Regions from separate parts of the Homo sapiens genome. Here regions 2 and 3 are each linked to region 1. A link is a loop called in an ENCODE intact Hi-C map of the cell type or tissue named here. Cell type or tissue: GM12878. All regions are shown on one strand. Each heading gives the region's core, and the rest is flanking DNA. Links, peaks and the distances in the headings are about the cores only.

Region 1 (7,858 bases), core at 2,265-4,764:
GTGGGTGTATTGTTTGAGCCCAGGAGTTCGAGGCCAGCCTGGGCATCCTAGTGGGACCCCCATCTCTACAAAAATGAAAAAATTAGCCAGATATGGTGGCACACCCCTGTAGTCCCAGCTACTCAAGAGGCTGAGCGGGGAGGATCACTTGAGCCTGGGAGGGTGAGGCTGCAGTGAGCTGTGACTGTGCCATGGCATTCCAGCCTAGGTGACAGAGCTGAGACCCTTTCTCAAAAATAAAAATAAAAATAAAAATGTAAGATTTAAAAAAGAGAATTCTCATACTTTCTGCTTAATTTTTGGTGAATCTAAAAATATTCCCCAAAATAAAGTCTATTAATTTAAAAAAAAACCCTTATGTTGGGTTAATTTATTTATTTTGGGGGGCAGCCGAAGTTATCTCAGTTGTCATAGAAAACATGGAAATCCACGGAGGTTGTGATCAGGTGTCTCCCTTCCCTTCCCACTCCTATTTCTCCCTCGTCTCTCCCACCTCAGTGAAGGGCCCCACCATCATCTCTTAGCACAGGTTAGAAACCTGGGCATCTTCCTCAGTCCTTCCATCCTCCTCACCTTAGCCCATCGCAGAGTTCTGTAGATCGAACTTTATGCTCTTGCTGAAGTCCATCTCCTCTTTCTCTCCTCCAGAAAGAGCCACCCTCATCTTTCCCCCAGCCCAGCCCCTTCAGTAGGCTCTTTTTTTTTTTTTTTTTTTTTTGATATGGAGTCTCACTCTGTTGCCTAGTGCAGTGGTGTGATCTTGGCTCACCACAGCCTCCACCTCCTGGGTTCAAGTGATTCTCCTGCCTCAGCCTTCCAAGTAGCTGGGACTACAGGCACGCACCACCATGCCCCGCTAATTTTTGTATTTTTAGTAGAGACGGGGTTTCACTACCAGGCTGGTCTCAGACTCCTGACCTCGTGATCCACCTGCCTCAGCCTCCCGAAGTACTGGGATTACAGGCGTGAGTCACCATGCCTGGCTATGGGCCCTTAACTGGACAGCCCTCTGGTGTTCGTTTGCCAGGGCTGCTGTAACAGAGTGCCACCGTCTGGGTGGCTTGAACAACAGAAATCGACTTTCTCACAAATCTGGAGACTAGATGTCGAAGGTGAAAGTGTCAGCAGGGTTGGTTTCTTCCGACACCTCTCTCCTTCCTTTGTAGATGGCGGTCTTCTTCTCCCTGTCTTCACGTGGTCTTCCCTGTGTGTGTGTCTGTGTCCCGATCCCCTCTTCTTATGAGGACACCAGTCCTATTGAGTCAGGACTCACCCTAATGACCTCACTTTGACTTAATTGCCACTTTAAAGACTCTGTCTCCTAATACAGTCACATTTTGAGGTATTGGGCATTTGGACTTTAACACATGAATTTTGGGGGACTCAATTCACCACATAATGTGACTTCTCTTGTGTCCCTCTGAGCCAATCTTCAGGCAGTCACCAAAGTGATGTGCTAAGAATGTAAGTCAGATTGCATGACTTACCTGCTTAAAAGCCTTCAGTGACTTTCCTGTGTCCTTACAATGCAATCCAGATGCTTCCTCGTGGCCTACAAGGCACGGTCCAACCCTGTCTCTCCCCACCCCACACTCTCCCTGCCTCCCGGCGGCTCATCACTGTGCAGCCACACGACTGCCTTCTGCTTCTCAAATGCATCAAGCTCCTTTGTGCTGTGCCCATTCTTCCTCCAGCCACCTCCTACTCCTTCTTCAGTTCTCATAGATGCCCCCTGAGTGTCTGGTCATAAGTAGGTGCCCACTATTATTCATCCTCCTCTCTTTCTCTCTCCTCTCTCTCTCTATCTCTCCTCTCTCTCTCATAGCTATCTGTGATTCTGATACTCATGGTTATTCTTTATCCTAGCCCCCAGTTCCTTTACTTGGCAGCTTGTGTCACAACTTGATATTATGTTTCCTTATTTACTTGTCTTGTTTCCCTCACTAGACTGAAAACTTCCTGAGGACAAAGACTATGTCGATTTCCTTCACTCCTGTATTCTGGATCCTGGCATAGTATACTTGATCCTAGGACACAGAATGTGCTCATCAAATACTTACTGAAAGAGAGACGGAATGAATAGGGAGCTTGGGCTTTATGTTGTGGGTGATGGGAAAGCTGCGGGCAGATTTCCACTGTGATTAGCTGTGCGCTTTAGAGAGATCACTCTGGCTGCAGTGGAGAGCGGGTGGGCTAAGAGGCTGATCCTGGATCAGGGAAACTCATGGGGAGCTATTGCAATAGTCCCAGCAAGAGACAAGGAAATACTAAACCAGGGTCATAGAAATGGGAAAGAAGGGGAGATAATATTTGGAGGATGTGATAGTTGATCAGATGTAAGAGGTGCAGGAGAGGGGAGACTCCAGGATGACTTCCTGATTCCTGGACTAGGTGAGAAGGTAAGTGACATGAGAGGATAAATGAATCTTCTTTCTAAGGGCAGGCTTTCTGCAGATGGGAGGCAGGCTTAGTGGCCACACTTGTTCTCATTTTTGTTCCTCGCATAAAGTGAAATGACACATTTACAGAGAGATTCTCATTCTTTTTTCTTCACCTTCTTTTTGCCAAATATTCTACATCTTTGGGCAATTATCTTTCATGGAGACTGGAGATATGTGAAGGGGAGAGGAGGAGGAACAGATTGATTGTGTGTGTTGGGGGTAAATTTGGGGGAAACCTACCCTATCCTTTTCCTATAAGCCTCTCCTCAAAGACAGGGTCTGTGTTGAAGTTCCCATTTAAAAATGCTTTGCACGTAGTAGGCCCTCAGTCATCCCATTTGGGAACAGTGCATGGCGGTCCTTCGTCACAAGCACAGTGTCAACCGTGGAAACCCTCACGCGTGTCCACGAGCCCAACACCCTGGGAATGTCGCCTCTCCTAATTCCCCTGTCACTCATCCTCCAGTCCTGCTCAGCCTGTTCCATTCTCGATGGCCCCTCACCCAGTGCTTGTTTTCAGCACTTGCAGAAACAAAGCAAGCCCTAAATACAACGGCCAACTGGCAAGTGATGAGTGATGAGCGATGAGCCTCCTGGCTCTAAAAGGCTGAAATGAGGGGGCCTTTCAGTGTTAAGTGCAGTAACCCTAGCCCTCAGCTCGCTGTAACTCTAGATGGGGGTGGTCTGGGACTGGGCATGGCCCAGGCAGCATGAACAGGCCTGGAGATCCTCAGCCGGACCGCAAGAAAAGAGAATACTTCTCTGCAGTCAATCGAAAGCATGAAATTAATGCCCAAATGGAGGTAAATTAGATGCACTGAAATGACACGAGAAGAAAAATGCCTTCCTTACTAAGGGCAGGCTCTCTGCAGGAAATGGGAGGCAGGCTCGGTGACCACACTTAGTCTCCTTTTTGATGCTCACCTAAAGTGAGATATTGCTTTTACAGAGAGATTCTTATTCTTTTTTTTTTTTTCCTTGTTCCTCTGCCTAATATCTGACCGCTTCGGACAAGTAACTTAACCTCTCTGAACCACAGTTTCCTCATCGATAAAGTGAGTCATACTCTGCACCTCAAAGGGCTGTGGTGAGATGTAAATGAGCTGAAGGATTTAAAAAATTGCCTGGCTCATAGGAGGCTTTCTGTAATGTTAATGGACTCTGAATCTAGGTGTTTTGCTCTAAACTAAAAGCAAGTTTCTATTTCAGAAGTATGAAGCACTGGAGAAATGCAGTCAGCTCTCAGATGTCTGTGGTCTACAGTATAATAGCAAATATATGTTCACTTAAACTGTGCTCTAGAGGAGGTCAGCCCTTTAATCTGAGGTTGTACATAATACGGAAGTGATCAGCTAGCATTTAGTCAAACATTCACTGCTACTACATGGCCTTTTGTTGTCTCCCATTAGCACCACAGCATTGTAATGAGCATAATAAATATATTGGATGGGGATTCACTGGGGAAAAGATGTGTGTTAATAAGCCCAGTTAGAAATGAGTGCTAAGCATTAAAAATCAATGGTATCCAGACCGGGCACAGTGGCTCACACCTGTAATCCCAGCACTTTGGAAAGCCAAGGTGAGAGGATTGCTTGAGCCCAGGAGTTTGAGACCAGCCTGGGCAACATAGTGAGACCCTGTCTTTACAAAAATTTAAAAATTAGCTGGGCATGGTGGTGTATACTTGTGGTCCCAGCTACTTGGGAGGCTGGAGTGGGAGAATCACATGAGCCCAGGAAGTCAAGGCTGCAGTGAGATGTGGTCTTGACACTGCACTACAGCCCGGGTGATAGAGCGAGGCCCTATCTCAAAAACAAACAGGCTTGGCACGGTGGCTCATGCCTGTAATCCAGCACTTTGGGAGGCCGAGGCGGGCAGATCACGAGGTCAGGAGATCGAGACCATCCTGGCTAATACAGTGAAACCCTGTCTCCACTAAAAATACAAAAAGTTTGCCGGCCGTGGTGGCACGCACCAATAGTCACAGCTACTTGGGAGGCTAAGGCAGGAGAATCGCTTGAACCTGGGAGGCAGAGGTTACAGTGAGCTGAGATTGCGCCACTGTACTCCAGCCTGGGCGACACAGCGAGACTCCATCAAAAAAAAAAAAAGAAAGAAAAAGCCCCATGACTCAGTGGTATCCAAGATATGCAAGTTGGCTGGAATAGTTTGCAGTCACTCTCTGCCCTTTCATGATAAGAAAAAAGAATCTGCTGGGCCCTATCTATTTCACCTTTCTGGGTGGTACCTGAGGCTAGATTCTGAAATGTTCCCAAGTCCAGCCATGAGGCCAAGGGAATCAAGTTGCCCAAAGCCTTAGGTTAACCTAATCCTGCCTCCAGATTATGGAGTCCCCCTCAAGCAGACCTTTCATGCAGGGCATGTTTGGAGCACGCAGAAGGACAGAGCTGTAATCAGCTTTCAAAACAGATTATTTTTGTGTGAATTGGCTGATAAAAGTGTGTCTTTTGTCTACAAAATGTGGCAGAATTTGACTCAAAACTTGTGTGATGTGAAGTTGTAGGAGGAGTAGATAGCTTTCAGCAACCCATAATGTTTGCCAGCTACCTATATCTACCAAAAAAACCTAATAGTTTCGACATAATTAAATGTGTTTAGCTCAATTGGAAATAGCTACTATTAATATATGATAGGCTAAAGTGCTTTATTTACATTACTTGGTTTAATCCTCAGAACAAATCTGTGAGGTAAGTCCTGTTATTATTTCTTTCTTTTTTTTTTTTTTTTTTTTTTTTTTTGATGGACTGAGGTGCCCAGGCTGGAGTGCAGTGGCACAATCTCAGCTCACTGCAACCTCTGCCTCCCGAATTCAAGCAATTCTCTTGCCTCAGCCTCCCAAATAGATGGGACTACAGGTGCCTGCCACCACGCCCAGCTAATTTTTGTATTTTTAGTAGAAATTGGGTTTCACCATGTTGGCCAAGCTGGTCTCAAACTCCTGACCTCAAGTGATCTGTCCGCCATGGCCTCCCAAAGTGCTGGATTACAGGCGTGAGCCACCACACCCAGCCTCCTTTTTTTTTTTTTTTAACCAGGGAAAAGGAGGCTCAGAAATCTTAAAGCATTACCCAGGATCACACAGCCTTTAAGCAGTGGGTCAGTATTTGAACCCAGGACTGGCAAAACCCCAGACCCTTTAGCTTAATCACTACCTACTACTGCCTGAGAGTATTTGAGGGTTTAAATTTGAGGCTGGGCACAGTGGCTAACACCTGTAATTCCAGCACTTTGGGAGGCTGAGGCAAGCAGATCACCTGAGGTCAGGAGTTCGAAACCAGTCTGGCCAACGTGGCGAAACCCCGTCTCTGCTAATAATACAAAAATTAGCTGGACATGGTTGTGGGTGCGTGTAATCCCAGCTACTCAGGAGGCTGAGGCACAAGAATCGCTTAAACCTGGGAGGTGGAGGTTGCTGTGAGCCAAGATCGTGCCACTGGACTCCGGCCTGGGTGACAGAGCAAGACTCCGTTTAAAATAAATAAATACATAAATAAATAAACATAAATTTGAATAATGTTTCCTCAGGGTTTGTCTATAGTCTAGCTCTGCTGACAGCTATGCCGGCTTCATCTGAAGGCTCATCTGCTAAGAAACAGCCGCCTTCACACTGAGAGGATGCCCACGGAGATGTCTCTCTCATGGATTCTGCCAGCACCCTCTCTGGACTCTCCCTTCTCACCAGTTTCTTCTTGTTTCCTCCTTCATCCTTTATATTGTCTCTGAGGATCTCTGTGTTGGAACACCCAGTCCCCTGCCAGGAGACTACATCAATATACAAGGTCCCAGATGTGGTTCTGCGGCCTGGCTTGAGTGCAGCCCAGGTTGGGCACTCACACAGGGCGTGACCCACACCACATCTGGACCGCTCCAGTCCCTCAGGACTCTTTCTTCTTATTGACCAGACTGTGTTGTCTTGTCATTTCCTCCACGGGTCCTATTTCTGCTCACTGGAGTCACTCAGAAGCCCAGTCCCTCTGTCCCATGACAGCCCTCCAGGTGTGTTAGGATGGATTCATGTGTCCCTATTTGTGCTCCCTTAGGAAGGACCGAGGGTGTCTGAGGTCTTGAGATGTCACTTGGGCTCTCCCCAGTCCCTGCAGGTCTCCCCACTGGAGGCTTTGGAAGCTGAGACTCTGGCTTTGTAGGAATTTGTCCCATCCTCCAGGCAAACAAGTGTTTCTGACCAACTTTCCAAAGTCAAGGAGGAAGCTGGTGAAGCCTTCTCCCCTTTTATTATTATCTTTATTGAGGTGTAACTTAAATACAATTATTTATGAAGCTCTTTTTTTGTCTTTAAACATCTTCGAGATACAGTTCACATACCATAATCTTCACCCTTTTAAATTGTGTAAAATTCAGTGATTGCTAGTATATTTATAGATTTGTGCAATCATTACTACTATGTAATTCCAGAATATTTTCTTTTTTTAACTTTTTTTTTTTTTAAGACAGGGTCACACTCTGTCACCCAGGCTGAGTGCAGTGGCGTGATCTCAGCTCACTACAACCTCTGCCTGCCATGCTCAGGTGATCCTCCCAACTCAGCATCCCAAGTAGCTGGGACCACAGGCATGCACCATCACACCCAGCTAATTTTTTGTAGAGATGAGGTTTTGCTCTTTTGACCAGGCTGGTCTTGAACTCCTGAGCTCAAGCAATCTGCCCACTTTGGCCTCCCAAAATGTTGGGATTACAGGCATAAGCGTGCGCCCGGCCCAGAATATTTCCATCACTCCAAAAAGAAACCCCATATTCTTTAGCAGTTACTCCCCATTCACCCTTTCCTCAGCCTCCTGGCAACCATAAATCTACTTTTTCTTCCTTTTTTTTTTTTTTTTTTTTTTTTTTTTTTGAGACAGGGTCTCACTTTGTCATCAAAGCTGGAGTGCAGTAGTGGACCAATCATGGCTCACCGCAGCCTTGAATTCCTGAGCCCAAGTGATCCTCTCACCTCAGCCTCCCGAGTAGCTGGGACAACAGATGTGCTCCACTATGCCTAGCTAATTGATTTATTTTCATTTTTGTACAGTCAGGGTCTCACTGTGTCCCCAGGCTGGTCTTGTACTCCTGGCCTCAAGGGATCCTCCCACCATAGCCTCCCAAAGTAGTGGGATTACTGGCGTGAGCCACCACGCCGGCCCCACAGTTATTTTCTAATATATATCTCTGCTTCCCGCTTGCCACAGCAGAGAACTCAAGTAAGGTGGTGTGGATTTTCTTTCCAAAAATCTTACTATTTCTTTTCCATTATGTAATTATGTGCTTACACATTGAGAGGAACTATGGTTTAAGAGCCCGTGGCCTTGGAAAAGTCACTTAATCTCTCTAAGCCACCGTTCCATCACCCATTAAATGAGAATAGTAATAATAACACCAACGATAATAAAACCTAACTG
Region 2 (7,858 bases), core at 2,658-5,157, 120 kb before region 1:
TCTCAATGTTTAGCTCCCACTTACAAGTCAGAACATGCAGTATTTGGTTTTCTCTTCCGCATTAGTTCACTTAGGATAAAGGCCTCCAGCTCCATCCATGTTGCTACAAAGGACATGATCTCTTTCTTTTTTATGGCTGCATAGTAGTCCATGGTGTATATGTACCGTATTTTCTTCAGTCTACTGGTGATGGGCATTTAGGTTGATGCCATGTCTTTACGATTGTGAATAGTGCTGCAGTGAACATACATGTACATATATCTTTATGGTAGAATGATTTATATTCTTTTGGGTATAGACCCAATACTGGGATTGTTGGGTCGAATGGTAATTCTGTTTTAAGTTCTTTGAGAAATCGCCACACTGCTTTCCGCGGTTACTGAACTAATTTACATTCCCACCAGCATTGTATAAGCATTCCCTTTTCTCCACAACCTCACCAGAAACCAGCATCTGTTATTTCTTGACTTTTATTAATAGCCATTCTGACTGGTGTGAGATGATATCTCATTGTAGTTTTGATTTGGGTTTCTCTAGTGATTAGTGATGTTGAGTATTTTATATGCTTGTTGGCCATGTAGCTTCTTTTGGCTAGGGACCTGTGAGTCTCCCTAGGTTTCTTGCACTTACTAAGCCTTCAACAAATGGTAGAAGAGTCAATTCTCTTGGTGTTTCAGAAGAAAACAATATCACAGCCCCTCTCCACTGGATAATACTATAAATCTTAAAATGAATTTTCATTCAGAGTAATAAACACAAGCCAAAGAACTTTGTATAACATCCGTCAACTTTTTGTGTTATCTATTTCTTTTCCAAAACATTGCCTCTGGTTTTAAAGGTAACTGCCCACAGTGTTTCACTAATAACATTTTAAGCATTACAAGTTCAACACTGAAGGTCAAATGACAACGAACTTTCAGTGCTTCCAAAAGCAGGGGCAGAGGGCAACTGCTGAGGGGGGCATTGTATAGCCTAACCTTCCCAGAATTTGATTTAAAAGTATGATCTTCACAGCGTTGGCCAGCAATATCATGGTCACTCCCTACGTCATTCCCTGGGAGAAAAACAACCCTAGGTTACCTAAACAATGTTGGCGAAGACCAAATATTTATTAACATCCTAAGCCGCCCCATAATCAAGCCAATGCTGATAGGGACAAAGAAGGTGCCATGTGCAGTTTTTCTCCATGTCCCCACAATATCTGCTCTGAATTTTAAAAGGCAATTACTGGGGGAGAAGGAAGCCTATATATTATGTAGGATCCAAGTCTCAAACTGCTTTCCTAGGGAGTGTGAGGTTCTTGGAGATTAAGTGCAGTACCTTTCTGTCTTGAGCCTTGTAGGCTGCCCCTCTAATTTAATGCCAGTCTTGAAATAAACAGAATGCTTTCCAAGTCATCGCTAATTTTAACACTTTAAATTTAGAATTGCTTAGAATTGACTCAACACTGCCTCCTTGCTGAATGGATAATTCAAGCAAACAACTCAAGAGCTGGATGCTGCCCAGACAGGTAGGCAGCCAGATAAAGTGAGTGTCCAGGGAAAGAGCAGTAAGGGTCAGAAGAGAAAGAGCCTGGTGTTCTCACTGCCTCCTGCCTTCCTTATGACTGTCTGTTCAGAAGTCCTCCTAGCATCTTTCTTCTGCCTTCCCCTGCTCCTGTCCCTGAAACCTTTTCTTCAAAAGAAGTGGAAAAGAGGAACTGGGAACCCATATAGCAACAGCATCACCTGGAATGAATTCCTTTAGAACATACTGTCTTGGAAATCTGAAGCCTGCAGGGCTGGACAGGCAAGAAGAGCAGTGAGCACTGCATGAACCTGTAAGTAAATCTGCATGTGGATGGTGTTTTGGGTTTTTTTCAGACAGAGCCTTACTCTGTTGCATAGGCTGGAGTGCAGTGGCACGATCTTGGCTCACTGCAACCTCTGCCTCCTGGGCTCAGGTGATTGTCCCACCTCAACCTCTCAAGTAGCTGGGACCACAGGTGTGCACCAACATGCGCAGCTAATTTTTGTAGAGATGGGGTTTCGCCGTGTTGGCCAAGCTGGTCTCGAACTCCTGGGCCAAGCAATCGGCCTCCCAAAGTGTTGAGATTACAGGCGTGAGCTACTGCACCAGGCCACACATGCTTATTTTACTCAGTCTTGCCCCTGAATACCCGAAGGTCTAAACTTAGGAAAAAGTCAGGGGAGGGATGAGTTTGTCATTCTTTGGAGTCGTTATATTTGGGTGAGTGCTGGCACTATGGGTAGGATATTATTTAGAAGCTGAGTTGTGTGCTGAGCAAATGTTTCTTTAAAAACCAAAGCCGTATGAGATCTGTTATAGAGGCACAGTGTGGCTAAATAGTGTGCGATAAGATAAGCATAGGGCTCCTGAGGTGTTGCTGTTCTCCCACTGTAATGAGTTTACTCTTCTTCCTAAGGAAAGTGATCCTTTATCACCTCTCCTCTCAAATTCACTGGCTTGTTTCGTGAGTGTGCCTTCATGGAATCATGTCTCCTTCTCTTCCCTCAGTTCTCTCCTTCCCTCCCTTACGTATGACTCCTCCCATAATCCGCACACATGGATTGAACCAAGTGAGGGTATTTTTCTGTTTCCTACCTCATAGAAGGGCATAGAGTGGACACGGTCTAAGGTTAGTTCCTGAACTGAGTACCCACATATGCAGAACTTTATTTAAAGCTGCTGAAATCTTTGTATAACAGATAGATCAATAGGACTGAAAACTACTGATGGTTTTACTTACTTGTTGAACGTGACTAAGTTCCATGGCACCATTTAGAAATTGTGTTGTATAGTTTTCGTATGTTGCTTAAGAAACAGTTTAGCATAATGGTTAAAAGCATGGCCTCTGGAACTAGATTGCCTCTGTATGCCTCAGTTTCCTCATCTGGGAATAATAATAGTTCTACCTCATGGGATTGCTATGAGGATTAAATGATTTAATTTAATTAAATGATTTCATACAAAACTGAATTGTACTTGACACTTAGTACTCAGGTATTAACTGGGACCGTTATTATCATCACAGATGTTGTTTACAAGCACTTGCCTTTGAGATTTGTTTAGCTTTTTTATTAAATTACTAGCGGTATACTAGAACAGTACGTAGGCTGGGGCCTGGAGTCAAATTCTAGCTTTGCCTCTTATAGTTTTGAAACTTTGAGTAAATTACTTGATGTGTCTGAGTTTTAATATTCTTATATGTAATTTACTTTTAAAAAGAATTTTGCTTAGTGTTGATATACACACATTTAACACAGTTATAGAAATTATTGTTTTTACTATTGTCATATGAGGAAATTCGTCCCTGGGTTGCTGTAGGGTGCTAATGGTTAGGCAAACTCTCTTTGAAGTCTGCCTGATCTGGCCCCTTGCAGGCATGTACTCCGAAATATTTTTCAAATGGAAAAGAAAACAGAGAACACAATTTTCAAAATATCTAGAGCCCTCCAAGAAGTCTTTGTAGAGATCTATAAAATCTCAAGGCAATTTAAAGGTAATAAGACAACTTTATTAATAATTAATTAAAATGTAAATGTTAATGATAGCCCTTTGTATAGCTATATTATCTTTTTCTGAAGAATAGAAAAATGTTTTAGAAACACTATTCTCTCCACATCCTGGGGCAGCAGCCTTCTCCAAAGAAACAGAAAGAAGGAAATGGATTGCCTTAGCAAAAAAACAAATGAAGACACTCCAAATAACAGAAGAATGGGAAGGCTACAGACCTTGAAGTCAGAAGAAAATTTCCTCTCCTTGCCCCGTTTCTCCTTAAATGGATCACCAGTACAGTCTCTTACTTCTAGAGCCATGTTAAGCTTTCTTCCCCAAAGTTGTAATGTCCTTCTTTTGGTTGTGTCGTGTCCTAAAATCCTACTCTTTGGTACAAGATGAAGGTATATGAAGAGATAATGAAGGAAACAAATTCAATGTGTTTGCCAAGAACACAGTCTTTTAAATAACTCTTAAAGGGTTCGTTTAAAACAGTGTAATAAATTGTGGTAATCTAGTACACAAAGCTAGTAGGAACCTCGTTTATTAATAATATTTCAACATTGAGCAGTAGAGGGCAGCACTATCCTTCTTTTGCAAAATGTTGAGCACTCTTGAGAAGGAAAATAAAGGCAAAGCTCCTGACCCCTGTGTCTGTGTTTACTTTTACCATTAAAAAAAAACAAAAAATTGGAGTATTTTTATTATGGTTTAGGTGATTATGTATAAAGAATGTCAGAGCCTGCATTACCTGGAAGTGGTGCACCAGGTAATGCAAAAAACACGGAAGGTTTGAGGTCCCCCACTCAGGATATGGGTTCTGTCTAGTAAAGATAAACAGTAGCTTGACCCTGGGTAATCAGATAGGGTTATTGTATGAACAGACCTAATGCTCCTGCACGTTCTGGATAGAAGTCAATCTACTGAAATAGCAGGATGTAGTTTTAAAAAATGTGTGTAACTCATATAGTCTTAGCCCTGATAAGTGCTTCTAAATTCTTATTCACTGCCTTTATTCTGCTGTGTTAGTGTTGCTCTCTGTCATACGTGGGTCAGGTCAGAACTAGCTCAAATACAGTATGTGTATTATGACTTTAAGGAGTGGTGTCAGACAAGATGGGTAAAGAATGTCTTTCATGGGACTGCAGTTGGCTAAATGGCTGTGTATAAGTAGTGAAATTGAAGCCTTGTATGCTCGTCGTCATTCTATCACAGTATGATTTGAGTTTCCCTAACCGGTAAACAGCAAGAAAAAATGATCTGTTATTTTTTACTAAAGTTACTTGATGCTCTTTAGCAAGCTGACAGAATAATTCTAATTTTAGCAAATACAAAACCATGGTAATCCTAGCACATTTGGATTCTGTTTAACCCTGAAAACTCTTTTGGCAGCAAATCTTCAATGCCAATTTAGATAAATCCCACTAGGAATAAGCACTGAAAGACGTTGAGTCTAGTTCCCAGCTCTGCCATGTGAAGTTGGGCAAATTACAGTCTCTGAGCTTTTATTTCATCTGTTAAATGGAGATAATACCTCCTAGATTTATTAAAAGGGTCAATTTAGAAAATATGTATTAAAATGGTTTGAAAGCCATTTAAGTACCTAATGAATATTTCTATCACTGTAGCCCAAAAAGATTCCTGCCTAGAAGACTTTATGTCTCTTCTCCTCATTTGGTATCATTCTATTGCCTGAGATTGTTAATTAACTTTTATGTATACTCAATATTTTCTCCCAACTTGGTTGCTAGTTCCTTGAGAACTGAAACCATCAATTGCACTTCTTGGTATCCTCCACAATAAGGTATCTAGGTACTCAAATATTTGTTGGTTGATTAAAAACATAAACCACAAGACATAATTAACTCTTTTTAAAATTGTGGTAAAAAAACATGTATTTACCATCTTAATCATTTTTAAGTATACTGTATATTAGTGTTTACTATATGCACATTGTTGTGCAACACATCTCTAGGACTTTTTCATCCAGAATTCTTTTTTTTTGAGACAGAGTCTTGCTGTGTCGCCCAAGCTGGAGTTCAGTGGCACCATCCTGGCTCACTGCAACTGCTGCCTCCCAGGTTCAAGTGATTCTCCTGCCTCAGCCTCCCGAGTAGCTGGGATTACATGTGCCTGCCACCACGCCTGGCAAGTTTTTGTATTTTTAGTAGAAATGGTGTTTTACCATGTTGGCCAAGACTGGCCTAGAACTCCAGACCTCAAGTGATCCACCCGCCTCAGCAGCCCAAAGTGGTGGGATTACAGGCATGAGCAACTGTGCCTGGCCTAGCCATTTTCTATAAACCTGAAAATAGATGCCAGAAAAGAAGGTGCCGCTATAAAATGCTTTCTTGAGTGATTTATGTCTAACATACAATTAAACATTTATGAGAAGGAAATTATCAGGTTAAAATATAAACTCACTTGCCAATTATTTGATTTTCAGGATATCTGACTTTTGTTAATTACTGAAAATAAAGTATTATTTCTAATCACTATTGGTATCACAATAGCATTTTTATTTGGCCGGTATGTGTGAGGCCTGGAGTATGACGGGAAACTGTCCTAGAAAAGGCCCTTGCATTGGCTGTAGAGAGTTCTGGAACTCTCAAGATGGCAAGATTGTATTTAACTCTTTTAAAAACAATGCACCTTTTCAAGCACAGATTTTCATCTGATGTTGTGACCGTCAATTATGTCAGATTTGTTTGATATATTAAAAAATTGGTTTCTCCTTTGCACAAAATAAATTATAGATGGATATAAGATTTAAATATTTTAAACAATATAGGGAAAATAATATATTTGAAACATAGTATTAGGGTAGAATAGACTTTCCTAATCATGGCACAATCTCAGAAGCTATAAAGAAAATAATTGACTTTGCATGGCTATAGACACCATAAATAAATATGTGATAACATGGAAGAATATTTGCAACATGCTTATTAGTCACATCTGTTATATAGTCAGAGCTTCATTGTATTGGTGGAAAAATTAGGATATAAAGAAATTCAGAAAAGAATAAATACAAATAACCAGTAAACATGTCCAAAATCATCCTCATTATAAAATTGAAACCACGCTGATTTATCAATGTTTACCCATTAGACTGACAAACATTTTAAATGTTCAAAAAATAGTGTTGAGGGAAAAGAGCAATGACATGCACTATTGGGGAGACTGTCAATGAATAAAGCCTTTTCTTGTATTTTGGTAATAACAGTCAAAATGCACATAATACCATTTGACCAAGCAATTTCTCCTCTAGGAATCTATCCTAAAGAAATTTATACAAGTTTTCAAAGATAGGTATGTAGGCATACAGTTATGCATTGTAGCTTTGCTTTAACAGAAAAAGAGTAAACACATGTATTATTTTTGTAGCCTAAAAAAAAATCAAGTTTTCATTGAAAATAAAAATGACAGGTTTGAAGCAGGACAGTGGCCATGGAAGTCGAATCCACTAAGGCGTGTGTAACAAGTCACCTGCTGAGTCAACAAAAATAAATAAAAATTTTTTAAAAACAGGCTTGAGAGACACTTCACAGGAATAGAAAATTTAGATAGTTTCTAACAATGACAATGAAGTAGGACAGGAAAAAGTAATTCTCCAAAGCAAAGTATGTATGTGTGTAGTAACTTAAAACTTCAGATACTATGAGAAACTATTTTTAAATAAAGAACAATGTGGTGTGCTACAGTTTAGAGTTGATCTGGAAATCTGGGGAGCTATTGATGCTCCTTAGTTAATAAATTAGTGATTTTTAAAAATATGAATCCCCATTATCCGTAGCAAACTAACGCAGGAACAGAAAACCAAATACTGCCAAATACTGCATGTTCTCATAAGTGGGGCTGAATGATGAAGAACACATGGATACATGAAGGGGAATAACACACACTGGGGCCTGTCAGGGGTGGGAGTAGGAGGAAGGAGGGCATCAGAAAGAACAGCTAATGGATGCTTGGCTGAATAGCTAGGTGACAGGATGATCTATGCAGCAAACCACCACGGCACACATTTACCTATGTAACAAACCTGCACATCCTGCACATGTACTCCTGAACTTGAGAATTGAAGAAAAAAAATGAATCCCACAATTCTGTATCCAAAGACCGAGAACAGCTCCTGACATCGAACAGACAATAAATATTGGCTGAAGGAATGAATGAGGATATTTGCATCCGAGTTTTAATTAGAATAGATGTAAAATTGCCTAATGATTATTACTTGTTCTGCAACAAGTGTTTAATAGATACTAGTTCACTACTTATACGTGTCTAACACATCACAAAGGTTTATTTAAAAGAATTTATATAGTGCTTATTATATGTTGGGTACTGTTCTAAGTTCTTC
Region 3 (3,698 bases), core at 460-2,959, 160 kb after region 1:
TATAGAATAGCAACAGTGAATATACCTCAAATTGAAAACTTTTAGGTTGTGTTCTTGGCTCATTCTCTCATAACCTGGATCTAAGTTGGAAAGCTGTGGCACCCTGTTTGGGTGTCCCATCTACCCTGTTTTCTGTTTCTGCAGATGGCTTGTTCAAGCTTCATTTTAAGCCTGCTCTGTCTACTTATCTTCCTTATATCCTAATAGACTTCTCTTGTGTTATTACACATTTCTCTTTTGCTCTAATATTTCATTATTTTCCAGTTTGTCAGTACCGTTATCAGAGGGACGAGGAAGGAATAACACACCAGTTGACCATTTTGTTTCTCTGAAAATCTGAGCAATACGGAGATCCTTTTATTAGTAAAACTGAATCATTACTCATACTACAAGGGCTTTCACTTTTAAAATGTAATCCATCATTGCTTGCCATTTTTATGAAAACCAAAGTTGAAAAGTCTTCTGAATCACAGGCTATGTATAGCCACACATGCATGACTTCAGGCTAGCATAAAGACATGTCTGCTCCTGAGCCTCTTCTTTTAAAGGGCAACCACTTGTATACCCTCTGGTGGCCACTCCTCCTTCTCCACTCCAAGGCAGCCCTGGTACTTTCCTAAGTGGCCCCTCCTACAGAGCACTTGCCGGCATTTGGCCTGCTGCTGGTGAAGACGCCCCTTACTAGCTTCATAAATGTTTTTCTGCAAGCAGGGATCCCAGACACATACTTTGGTTTCTAGTGTTTCAGTTACTATGTTGTATTTGAAATTCTCATTCCACAATTACCCTTTAGTTGAAGTCCTGAAGTACATGCCATGTACTCCCCCTTTATTTCTACCTTGATCAATGGCCTCTGCGGAGTGTAGTGAAAGACATCTTTTTATTATGATCTACACTTTAAAAAACCAAAGGCTGCCTGTATTACATTGCTTTGGGGAGTTGTTAAGACTCTGTTTTTTCTACTGCTTCACATTAAACAATAATTTTGTTGAATTTTGAATTCTTAAAATTCTCACTGACAAACATTTTAGGTCAGTGTTGAGGAAAATGTGTGATGCATGTTAGAGAGGTGATGCATTCTCCCTTATGCAGGGACATGGGTATATGTGTTACATATGCTGATATATAACCCACCATTCATCCCAGGACCACAAGGGTAGCTGTAGATAAACTGGTTATCCTAAAATCATGATTATCAGTGTTGATCTCTGCAACCAACATTGCTTTAGGGAGTTGCTAGTCATTACCCCTGCTACAATAGATAGTATTTGTCAGTCTAAGTTACAGACAAAAAATTCTAGGTTGACTGATTAAGAAAGCCATGTGTTTTAATTTCCTTCATGTTTTAAAAACAATGGACGTAAGTGCAGAGAGACCTTTGAAAATATTAAGGGAAATCTATTTAATCCTATAGGTATGTGATGACTTGTTTTTTTGGAAAAAGGTATTTGGAACATCAATCTGTAATTATCCATTTTCCATTCATGCATTCACTAATTCAATATTTGATATGTGTCTGGGAGTGCTGGGAATAACATAAATACAAAAAAAACCCTAAGATAATCATTCACCAGAAGCTCATAGATATAATACAGTTATATAGCTAAATGCAACCAGTTGTTTTTCCAAATGTACTCATCATCTGTAATAAAAGAAAAATGAAGTAAAACATCTGAAACCTTAACTTACTCATGAGTTGCTACTTCCTTGGAGGCAACTGTAGAAGCATTAATATATGGTTCTTTGGGTTGGGTCATACTGCCCTCTGCTGACTCAGTTACTAACTAAGGACAACCTGGGTTTGAGGATCAGGAGAGGATGGTGTGGGAACCTGCCTCAGGAACTACAGTTCCCTTTCTTTGAAGGATTCTATCCAGAAGAGACCATATCCTACTAACATACTAATAGGAGCAACATAGCAGATCAAATGATAAGGTGGGGTGGAAATTAGAAGGGAATGGGAATAAGCTAGTCAGAACTTTCTAAGGTAACTAGGCTATTAGGACCTAAGCCAGTGGTCCCTAGACTTGTCTGCACATTGGAATCACCTGGGGAACTTTAAAAATATGCCTTTTACTTCCTCCAGGGATTGTGACTTAATTGGTCTTAGATGAGGCTTGGGCTTTGGGATTTTTCTAAGATTCAAATAAGAGAGAAGTTGGGAATCTCTTCTAGGCAATAGCATAAGCCCAGCCAGGGTCCAGCATTTATGAAAAATTGACAAACTGTTTTGCTAAGAATCACCTGTGTTAGTCGGCTTGCATTGCTATAAGGAAATACTGACAATTTTTAGAAAGAAAAGAGGTTTATTTGGCTCACTGTTCTGCATAGAACTGTATAGGAAGCATGGCGCTGGCATCTGCTTCTGGTGAGGGCCTCACGAAGCTTACAATCATGGCAGAAGGTGAAGGGGAGCCAGTGTGTCACATGGTGAGAGAGAGCAAGCGAGAGAGGAGGAAGTTCCAGGCTCTTTTAAACAACCAGCTCTTGCATAAACAACCAGAGTGAGAACTCACTCATTACTATGGGGATGGCACAAAGTCATACATAAGGGATCCGCCCCCATGACCCAAATACCTCCTACTAGGCCCACCTCTAACACTGAATGTCACACTTTGAACATGAGATTTGGAGGGGACAAAACATCCAAACCATATCACCACCTGAGAATGGTACACTACAGGTCACAGAAACTTACAGAGTACTGGAGTTGAAAGAGAACTGAGATCACCTAGTTCAGAGACTAACGGGAAACGTTAGGTCATTTATGGCTCTCAGACACGTTAAGCCTGCATAACATTTTTTAAAATCTTGAAATTAGTTCCCAACACTTAATTGAGAGCTTTCACAGAAAAATCTAGATATGTGGCTTATTTTTAAAAAACAGAAGATTTGCTGACTTAAACACTGCAAAATTAAACATTTATATCTGAATCCAGCATCTCTTTTTGCTTTGTAAATGAGGTCAAGGATGAAATCCAGATGTTCTTCCTTTGTATTTGTATTGTCACTGTATGGAATCTAGGTATATCCAAGGAAAAATAAACTTAAGATAAGCTTATTTTCCTTATTTCAAAAAGCAAAACAAAAACCCAGAAGATCTAACAACCCTGGACCTGTAGAGTGGCAGCAACAGACCAGAACTCAGCAGTATAGTCCGAGCTGGGGCACCTGCTCGCCAGTGTTACTGTCTCCATCAGCCTGACCCCAGTGAGCATTTGATTTGGTCTACCCTACTCTTGCCTTCTACAGAACTAAAACTAACTTCCTGCAACTTTCATCCATTGCTGCCAGCTCTGCAGCATAATGGAAGCTCATTCCCTCTTCTGCATGAGACGGCTTCAACTTCTCAAGGACAGGAATCTTGCTCTCTCTCCAGATGTTCTCTGCTCCAGTTAAATATCCCTAGTTCCTTCACCTATTCCCTGTGTGACAGGGGTTCTGGACTCATCATTCTGATCTCTTCTTCTGGATACACACTTAGTGGCCATCAATATCTTGCTTAAATTTGGTACCCAGAGTGAAATGCAGTATGTTAGGGGTATTTTGACTATGGCTGTGACACTTCTACTGATAAAACCTGAAGTACCACTAATTTTTCTGTTATCATATAATAACAACATGAATACTACTTGGTTCATATTGAACCTGAGGACAACTAAAATCCCGTCTTTTTTATATGAAATGATATAAGGCCA

Evidence for each region. Peaks named below come from ENCODE experiments on the same cell type or tissue, not always from the same donor. Only the 100,000 strongest peaks of a DNase experiment are listed, where the experiment ranks them.
Region 2: it touches region 1 in a loop (4-fold over the local background); 18 of 110 quality-filtered maps call a loop at or near these places.
Region 3: a loop joins it to region 1, with 5 times the contacts of the local background. A loop is called at or near these places in 37 of 110 quality-filtered maps.

Annotation. Positions count from the first base shown.
Region 1 is chr10:99,552,604-99,560,461 of GRCh38, forward strand. No RefSeq gene overlaps it. Among named protein-coding and RNA genes, the nearest start is that of NKX2-3, 24 kb to the left of the region's middle. RefSeq lists an enhancer at 3,580-3,739. In GM12878, for the core only: no CTCF peak of the experiment used is centred there; a DNase peak (open chromatin) is centred at 3,528; H3K27me3 peaks cover 206 bases.
Region 2 is chr10:99,432,122-99,439,979 of GRCh38, forward strand. It overlaps GOT1-DT (GOT1 divergent transcript), which reads left to right. Exons shown (of 5, transcript NR_183993.1): 2 at 1,425-1,510; 3 at 1,619-1,819. Among named protein-coding and RNA genes, the nearest start is that of GOT1-DT, 5.1 kb to the left of the region's middle. In GM12878, for the core only: a CTCF peak has its summit at 4,075 (motif pointing right); no DNase peak of the experiment used is centred there.
Region 3 is chr10:99,709,558-99,713,255 of GRCh38, forward strand. It overlaps ENTPD7 (ectonucleoside triphosphate diphosphohydrolase 7), which reads left to right. Exons shown (of 13, transcript NM_020354.5): 13 at 1-1,684. COX15 (cytochrome c oxidase assembly factor COX15) reads right to left here. Exons shown (of 9, transcript NM_078470.6): 9 at 1,311-3,698. Among named protein-coding and RNA genes, the nearest start is that of COX15, 21 kb to the right of the region's middle. In GM12878, for the core only: a CTCF peak has its summit at 1,767 (motif pointing left); DNase peaks (open chromatin) are centred at 474 and 1,772; H3K27ac peaks cover 87 bases.